Linked DNA regions of Mus musculus: region 1 is linked to region 2. Evidence: chromatin loops called from intact Hi-C (ENCODE). Cell type or tissue: heart. All regions are shown on one strand. Links, peaks and the distances in the headings refer to the core of each region. The heading gives the core; the rest is flanking DNA.

Evidence for each region. Peaks named below come from ENCODE experiments on the same cell type or tissue, not always from the same donor. Only the 100,000 strongest peaks of a DNase experiment are listed, where the experiment ranks them.
Region 1: a loop joins it to region 2, with 1.9 times the contacts of the local background. A loop is called at or near these places in 1 of 42 quality-filtered maps.

The regions. Positions count from the first base shown.
Region 1 is chr6:92,557,173-92,561,568 of GRCm38, forward strand. All of the region lies in intron 2 of Prickle2 (prickle planar cell polarity protein 2), which reads right to left. Among named protein-coding and RNA genes, the nearest start is that of Prickle2, 150 kb to the right of the region's middle. In heart, for the core only: a CTCF peak has its summit at 2,305 (motif pointing left); no DNase peak of the experiment used is centred there.
Region 2 is chr6:92,607,285-92,611,680 of GRCm38, forward strand. All of the region lies in intron 2 of Prickle2 (prickle planar cell polarity protein 2), which reads right to left. Among named protein-coding and RNA genes, the nearest start is that of Prickle2, 97 kb to the right of the region's middle. In heart, for the core only: no CTCF peak of the experiment used is centred there; a DNase peak (open chromatin) is centred at 2,657; H3K27ac peaks cover 1,908 bases.

The DNA of each region.
Region 1 (4,396 bases), core at 150-4,149, 50 kb before region 2:
CCAGGCATTAGCTCCCTCCAAATCTCAACAGAGATGACCACGACAGCCACATTAGTAGCTGGAGAATACAATTCTTCATTCTTTAGATTCTTATGTAATCCCCAAGGGTTAGGTCTCACATGATCCACAGTTTTTGAAGTTCCTGGTGACAACACAGCTTCCTTCATCAACTATTCACCTCTAGAGCCAAAGGGAAACAGACCTACAACAGCCATCAGAACCCTGGCCAGCAGACTTGGGAAAGGCTGGACTTGTTCGCACTGGTAATTAAAAGCTGCCTCTCTGGAAAGTCAAATTCACCTCGTGGATCTTTTCCATCTACAGTCTTAGGAAATATAAGTTGAAGTTTCACTTAATCTTTCCTTCACTCAGCAGACGGTTCCTGAAAGCAACTCAGGAGCCAGTGGAAGAGATTAGCAGTCGCCATTTGTTCTAAGCGCTCCAGTGGCTGCTCATATTTCATTGAACAGCTTTTATTAATCTCCTGGATGTGTACAAGGACTCATCATGTTATTAGAGGGCTGCTCTGGTTCGCTGGTAGCATATTTCAGAGAAACACAAATGAGGCCTTTTCCTTCTCCCATTCATGCACAGAATCATTCCTAAAGCTCCATTCTGGTTCCAAGCATGACTGCAGGTCAAATTCCATTATGGAAAAGTCCTAATCCTCACGCGGCCCTGGGAATTTATGGCTTGTGATGAGCAGGCCATTGTTGGTTTGAGATCTCGAAGTCCAATTTTTCACTCAAAGGTTTTGCTGTGTTGCTATTTGTTGTTGTAATGGGAGTTGACCTATAAGTTAGTTAACTGAGAACTACCAAAGGGTCAGTTTTCTTTCCTGAATCCTATTGCCAGAGGATACGGGCACAGGAACAGGCTTTCTCCTAATGAGGTAATTAGTGACTCAACATGGTCTGCCTAAGACACACTTTATGCGCTCCTTGTCAGAAGGCAGGGTGAATAATAAACTAAACATCAAGATGGGGGGGGGGGGGAGAAAAGCTGTCAAAAGAGAATAATTTTTGTCAACTTTTATGCAATGTAAAACCTAAAACTTTTGTGTCTGTGTTTAAGTGTGTACATGTGCAGGTGTGTGCATAAAGGTGTGCTTGTGTGGGCCAGAACTTTAAGTCTGACATCTTGCCACCCTATACCTTGTTTTTTCAGACAGGTTTTCTCATTGAATCTGATGCTCACCAATTTGGCAAGAATAGGTGGTCAGCAAGGCCTGGGAACCCTCCTGTCTCTATCTCCCAATACTGGGATTACAGAAACACTATGCAATGCCCTACTCTTTTTATGTGTTGTAGAACTGAATGAACTAGGATCCTCACACGTATACAGCAAGCACTCTATTGTTGGGCCAACCTGATCCTATTTATTGTTTTTTAAACTGTTTATTTTTTTGGAAGGGCAGTCGTTAGGAATTGAACCCAAGGCCTCATGTTAAACATACACTCTAAATGCATGTAAATGCATGATTGGACTGACTGACCTCTACTTGTAGCCCTGTCGAGGGTGGCAGCTGTTGTAACAGATTAGGTATAATGGTCCAATAACACCAGTAATCTTAGTACTTAAAAACAGAAGCAGGGGATTATGAATTCCAGGCCAGCCTGGACTACATAGCAAGAAAGCAAGAACCTTATCTTTTAAAAATGTCTCCCACAATAAGATACTTTTTTCTTTTGAAGGGGAGGTTGTAAGGGTAGAGAGTAGGTATGAAGGGATGAGGAGATGAGTGGGATTGGAGTGCATAATATGAAATTCACAAAGACTCAGTAAAATGGTAAATAACAACAACAATAAGTAGAACGTGCTATAAACACTCAGTTCTACAACTGTCTAACTTTCATCGAATAGCCAGAAGAATGTGGGTGATAGAGGTCCAGTGGCTAAGTCCCTTGGGTAACACTTCTTTATAGAGTCTAACATCCTTCTAATGCTTATTTTAAGAAAGACCATAGTCACGAGAAATAGCTGAAACTTCAGGCTTTCAGTTCAAAGAAAGTTTTGTCCATTTAGGCTGTTAACTGGTACAGATATATTATGTCTAAATAAAATAAAACATCTAGTCACTGATGTGCAACATGTCCAGAAACTATGCATGCCTTACAATTAGCCTCCAATGCTTTAAACATAAAGATATTTCAACTAAAAGGCTATCAAGAGAGGTGGAGAGATGGCTCAGTACTCAGTTTAGAGTACTTTCTGTTCTTCCTAAGTTCAGTTCCCAGCCCCTATGTAGTGTAGCTTGTAGCTCCAGTTCTAAGGTATCTGATGCCCTCTTCTGGCCTCCTCTGGCACCTGCACATAGGTGGCATATTCATTCACACAGACATACAGACATAAATCTAAAAAGAAAATTTAAAAGATGTCAAAAAAGCACCATTGCATACACTAGCAAGATTTTACTGAAAGGACCCAGATGTAGCTGTCTCTTGTGAGACTATGCCGGGGCCTAGCAAACACAGAAGTGGATGCTCACAGTCAGCTAATGGATGGATCACAGGGCTCCCAATGGAGGAGCTAGAGAAAGTACCCAAGGAGCTAAAGGGATCTTCAACCCTATAGGTGGAACAACATTATGAACTAACCAGTACCCCTGAGCTCTTGACTCTAGCTGCATATGTATCAAAAGATGGCCTAGTCGGCCATCACTGGAAAGAGAGGCCCATTGGACACGCAGACTTTGTGTGCCCCGGTACAGGGGAACGCCAGGGCCAAAGGGGGGGAGTGGGTGGGTAGGGGAGTGGGGGTGGGTGGGTAAGGGGGACTTTTGGTATAGCATTGGAAATGTAAATGAGCTAAATACCTAATTAAAAAAAAAAAAAAAAAGAGAGAAAGAAAAAAAAAAAAAGATGTCAAAAAAGGTAGAGAAAATTTTGTTTTAAAATTATGCTGTTTCTACTTCTCAAGGCTCTCTATAAATAAAGGTTTTTGAAAATAAAGAAGGATCAAGAATAAATTATAAAGGAAATTATCCCCAACTCTCACATTACAAAGACACACAGAAAATGTTACCTTAATTGTCCAGACACCTTAGCTATTGAGTTTGCTGAAACCTGACTTAGATATATGTCTAATAACCTACCTGGACCACAGTCAGTAGCCATGAATGACAGATGAACTCAATATTCCCCAGGAATAAATCACAAAGTATCGCTACAAAGGGAACTAAAAGAAGAATGGTTCTCTGTTCATGATGTGTGGAGAATTGGCTACAAATGTCCTCAAATGATCTCAAATAAGCAGGAAAGAATAGATCAGTCCTTGAGTTATTGTGCACATATAACTTCCATCCTTGCAACCCTCTCCTTTCATTCTCAACTCACTCTCCAGAGGACTCATGATGAACTTACTAACATGCAGGTTCAGAAATTAACTTTGCTTGGAGAAGCATTTCCAGAAATGACAGAGCCAATATTTCCAAACACATCCACAACAAAGGCACTGACAAAAACATCAACATACACTTCTTTAAAAATACAGAAACCGGATCAGAGCTGAGGATCACTTATTTCAGAAGAGCAGTGGGATCTCTGCAGGCATCGCCGGCATTGCAAGCGACATGCTTTGAGACAGGTGGACTAGGACTGTTATCACCTCCTTCTCAGCTCTGTGCAGCCTTGAAAACCCATAGTCTTTCAATAAAGATAACTGGAGTTGGAGGTGGGGGTTGTTGATGAGGTCTAGGAAAAGACAGAACGAGGCAGAAAACTAAGAGAAATGCCCCTTCTTAACCAGGCTGAAGGGTTCCCTGGAAAAACACCATTAATGGGGCTTGACAGTTGTCCTGGATTAGAGCTAATTAATGGGAAAGAGTTATATCCATATGCCTGATTAAAAGCCATTATCAACAAATGTTTAACAATGAAGCTATTTGAAACAACAACAACAAAAATCATTCAGAGGGAGGCAGGGCTGAGAGGGAAAAACAGGCTGTAACAACAGGAGAAAAAAATCACTCCATGTTCCAACAATTTCCTGCTGACCCAGGAATTTACAAACATGGAGAGAGCTGTGCATGAGTCTGTGACAAAGCCCAGAATAATGCCCATTTCTCCTCAGTACTGATTCCAAGGTTCCTGACAAGTGAGAAACTTCGTATGTGTTATAAACTGCCTGACTATTAAAGGCTTGCATCTCTCCAGTACACTGGCAAAGGGGGATCTCTAACCCCACATATTTATTAACCCCCTGCCTAATATTAGATAAACCTTAGGGTAATGGAATAGACATATCTTCATTTGATGTATATGACAAAGAAATTAGAAATATCATGAGACTATATCTAAGGGAGTCACAACACCAAACTTTAGGGTGGGACATATAGAATTTCCAGATGTAAACATCATATAATTTCAAATATCCAGAGTATAATCCATATTATAAG
Region 2 (4,396 bases), core at 280-4,279:
TAGCTTAAAACCAGGGCAGATGGCTGCTGAGAAACAACCTCTGAAGTTGACCTTTGGCCTCCACACACAAGTACACATACGTATGTTACACACACACACACACACACACACACACACACATACACACACACACACACGTAGGTTGGAGGATTTGGCTCAATACTCATGGGTTGATGTTTCTTACTTTGCTTTAGAGTCATATCACATAGTAGTCTGTGTAGGGCCTGAGTCCTTTATCCCTGAAAGTCCTCTTAGTTCTGTTTTAGCATCTTTATAGACCTAAGACACCCCATGAAAGCCTTACCCACATTATATCCAACTTTGTTTCCTACATCCTTAGAGTGTGACATCTTGTAGACTGTTGTATGGAGACTGCCTCCATGCAAACACATCTAGCTATTAAAACAACATTTTTATCCCCAGAAGATATGATGCTACATTTATTTACACATCTACAGGACTACATTGGGAGGGATAGCTTGGTGTCATAGTTCATTCCCAGTAGGCTTGTTGGTGGTAGGGAGACAGTGTCTTGCTATGTAGCCCAGGTTGTCCTCAAATTCAAAGCATTCCGCTTGCCCTGGCCGTTTGAATTCTGAGATCACACCATATATTATGATAGCACCAAGTAGAACTTGAAGGCAATGGAGAAAGAAAGCATGAAAATCCAGAGCCAACCTGAGTTGCCCCCAGTAATTACATGAATTCCCTAAGGGAAGGAGTTGTTATAGGTTTAAAAATTGCCTTATTAGTTTTGACAAATTTTCTCAGAAAACATCACATCTTTCCATGTAACATGATTAAAACAATCTGTAGACAGCAGGAGACCTGCCACTCCACTTCCTCCCGAGCTCATGTTTTGTTTTGTTTTTTTAGCTTCTTTAAAAGAACATACACGGCTGTAATCAAATGCTAGCCAGAGAAAGCTGTGACACTAACCACGGCAAAGTTTGCTTCTCATCTCTCATCTGCTAGAACTGCATCGCCAATTGCCCAGGATGTACACCTGGGTTGGTAATGAGCCACATTTCATGCTCATGATGGCTTTTCTGCTGCCCTTGTTGCTGCTGGCTGCCTTACATGTCCTCAGCGTGGACTTCCTCTCAGCTTGAGTGGGGCTGTGGGGGAGGTCACCTTGCCAACCAGACAGAAAGACAAAAATCACTTGACTCAAAAACCATTTGGAAATTTTCAACCCAACTCCACATTCTCTTCATTTCCTGAGGAATCTCTTTTTAATGTAAAATCTCTTCCTGTCGACATGACTTGGGGGAGGGAGAAGGCTGCTTTCCATCCAGAGAAAACTGTAATGTAAAGCAGAAGAGCCCGAAGCCAGCAGCCTCATGTGTGACAGGACAAGCTCTTCAGTTACTATTTTCTCTGTTAGTCCGATATCTTAGTTCCCAGACAGGTATCCTCAAAGTCACAACCATCAAACTGCCATACCCTGCCGTGATCTCCCAACTGTAAATTCTTGAGTTTAGAAACATTTAGAAACATTCCAAGGAACTGAATGTGGGGTTGTTTCTGTGGTATGACAAAGGAATGCAGCACACTGCAATATACATTTGCCAGGGCGATATGAATTGCAATTGTCAGAAACCTCTTCTCCTAAGCAGAACCCATGTCTGTCCTATAAACACATTGACTTGCTGACATTGTCCAAGGAACGGTAGATGAGGCAAGCCTAAACTAGGTCAGTATTTGGTTTTACTATGAGAATTGGCCTTTTAATGAAAACAAACCCAAGTGCTGCTCACCATTTTTGGTTTTAGGGGTGAGTATAAGAGGTGTCCCCATGTCACTCACTACCCACCTTGGTACTGTCAGCTTCATTCAGCATTGGATACAAGGACAAGGAATAGTTCTGCCTGTGTTCTGTGTACACAGTACAGCTCCTCCTGTACTGTAGAGTCATGTTTGGTTTGCTCTTTGAGATCTGCCAGAGTTTCCTAATTAGGAAATTGTCTGGAGAACATCAAGAAGTCAGATGTTCCTTTGCTGCAGAGAAGGGGCCAGGCTTATGAACCGCTCACCCCAGGGGCTACCAGGATGGTCAGCTGCTGAGTGCACAAGCGACAATCTCAGGGCTCAGCATCTTCCTTGCCAAGCACCAGCACCTCTGACTCCACAGCCCATCTAGGGGTTCAGTGGGTGTGAGGGTTGCTTGCTCGAGCCATGACCTTGGAAAGTTCAAGGATGCTTCTCTTCCACAGAGCTGATACAGATCACCAGTGGGCTTGTACAGGTTATCACCTGGGAGGACGCTAGCTAGGGATGTGCAAGATGCATCATCAGCAGTGCAATCTGGACCGGGTTTCCTTGGTTCCAGAATCTTATTGTATACTGCCTGCAATCTACTTACTTTCTATTCTCTCCACAACCTCTCTCTTTTCTTCCCACCCCACCCTTGTGTTTGTACCCGAACTTCTAAGTGCCTTTAAATAAAGCTATGCACTCTTTCTTGGTCCTTAATCTTTCACTAAGCAGCATCGGTATTTTCCAGTTACAAACAGTATGCCTGTGCAGTTCTAGAACATATGCTGACAAGTCATTTGGCAAACACTTTCCTTTGTTGCAACGAGCAGCACTGTGGAGGACTGTAGCATTGGCAACCAAATATGTGCACATTCTTAACGAAGAAACAGAGATAAGGAACCCATCTCAGCGCTGGCTATGGGCTCTGGGGATCCAGAGCCCTATTAGAAAGGGAAACAGTGATCTATTATATAGAAGGGATGTTGGTTAGAATGATTTCCAGATGGCTCTGGGAGGCTCGAGGACAGAGGTTACTGAAGAGCTGTGTAAGGGTCACACGGAGAGCACTGTTTCAGTCGCAAACGATTGACTTTGGAAGAACCAGCTCCAGTTTTATCAATGTAATTAACACCTTCAAGAACATTATTACAGAATATAATAATACAGAATATTATAAAACCAGACAGGACTGCAGGGTGAACGACAATAAGAAATGAAAGCTGTTCTCACTTGAGAAACCAGGCTACTTCATTCATTAATTCAACCAAGATAACGGAGAACAGTTCTGGGCCCAGAGGATAGATCACCGCCTAAGACAAAGACTCTTCTGCTTCCATTTGGTGCAGGGGATGAAGGCTTGCACTTAGAATATATGTATATGTATCTGTCAGGCAGCAGAATGGGTGACTACTGATTATTTTGAAAATTATATGGTACTTCTAAAGGAAAAAAGATAATGGGAAAACCCAGCGTGACATCTAGAGCCCCACTATGCAGCCCAAACAAGCAAAATAACCAGTTACCAAAATTAAGTTCTTCTTAAATAATCTCAGCCAAAGGCATATTTCCTGTGCCGATGAGGAGTCTGGGTCTTGCTGGAGCTGTCTCCTACCTCTCTCCCCACCGGCTCCCTGGGGCTTCCAGAGCTTCCCAAAGAACTGTTCCCTCTGTGAGGTAGGAGGCACTCGCCGGCTTTACACTTCAGGGGCTTCTCTTCACCTTTCCACATATTCATTGATTGACACCTTGCCGTACTTTAGAGAGAACTTAAGGCAGCTATGAGGACATATGAAATATAAGATGGCATAAATTTAAAATAGGAACAAAAGGAGAAGAAAAATGAGGACAGGGACGTGAAACAGATCCAAGAACGAGGCTGCATTGCCTACCCAAAAGATGTATGGGCCACGAATTTGGCTCTAATTTTATAGCAGTCAATGTGGAAAAGAAAAAAAAAGTTATACAATTACAGAGCTGTCTCTGAAAAGTAAAATCAGTCCAGTATTTCTGGAAAAATTAAAATACTTCTATGTCTGGCAATTATCACTCTGTTCCTGCTCCTCTTTAGGGACTCTGTGCTAGGTCCTGTCCACAGGAGTTATTTACTAAGTATCTGTGGAAAAGTGAGAAACAAACCCATCTCCCCATTCATGTATCAGTCAAACCGTGAGAATTTCCTAAGCATAAAAGATACAAAAAGCTCTGAAGCAGGAGCTATGGGCAGGCTGGTGAATGAACCAAAAAAAAAAAGGTTCGTCACGTGACAGTAAGAGAATGTGACAAAACACAAGGGAACAACAAAGAAATAAAGCAGTCATAAAATGTATCATGTTATGAATAAACATGACAAAGAATAAGAAAGATGCTTCATATGGGTGCCTACTGCTAAGGCCTCCTTGAAGAAGTGAAAACAGTTGAAGCCCGAAGTGAGAAGAACTAGATCCCAGGAGAGTCTGAAATTGGCACAAGAAGTCTTCTGCAAAGGTTCTAAGGAATTAAAAATGTCCATCCCAGCAAGACCAGAAATCACTGCAACTCAATAGAGTAGGCAAGGCAGAAAAGTGGCATTGGGCAATGGCTGTCGTCCTCTCAGACAGAGCAGGGCTATGCACACTGGTGGCAAGGAATTTGTTTTATC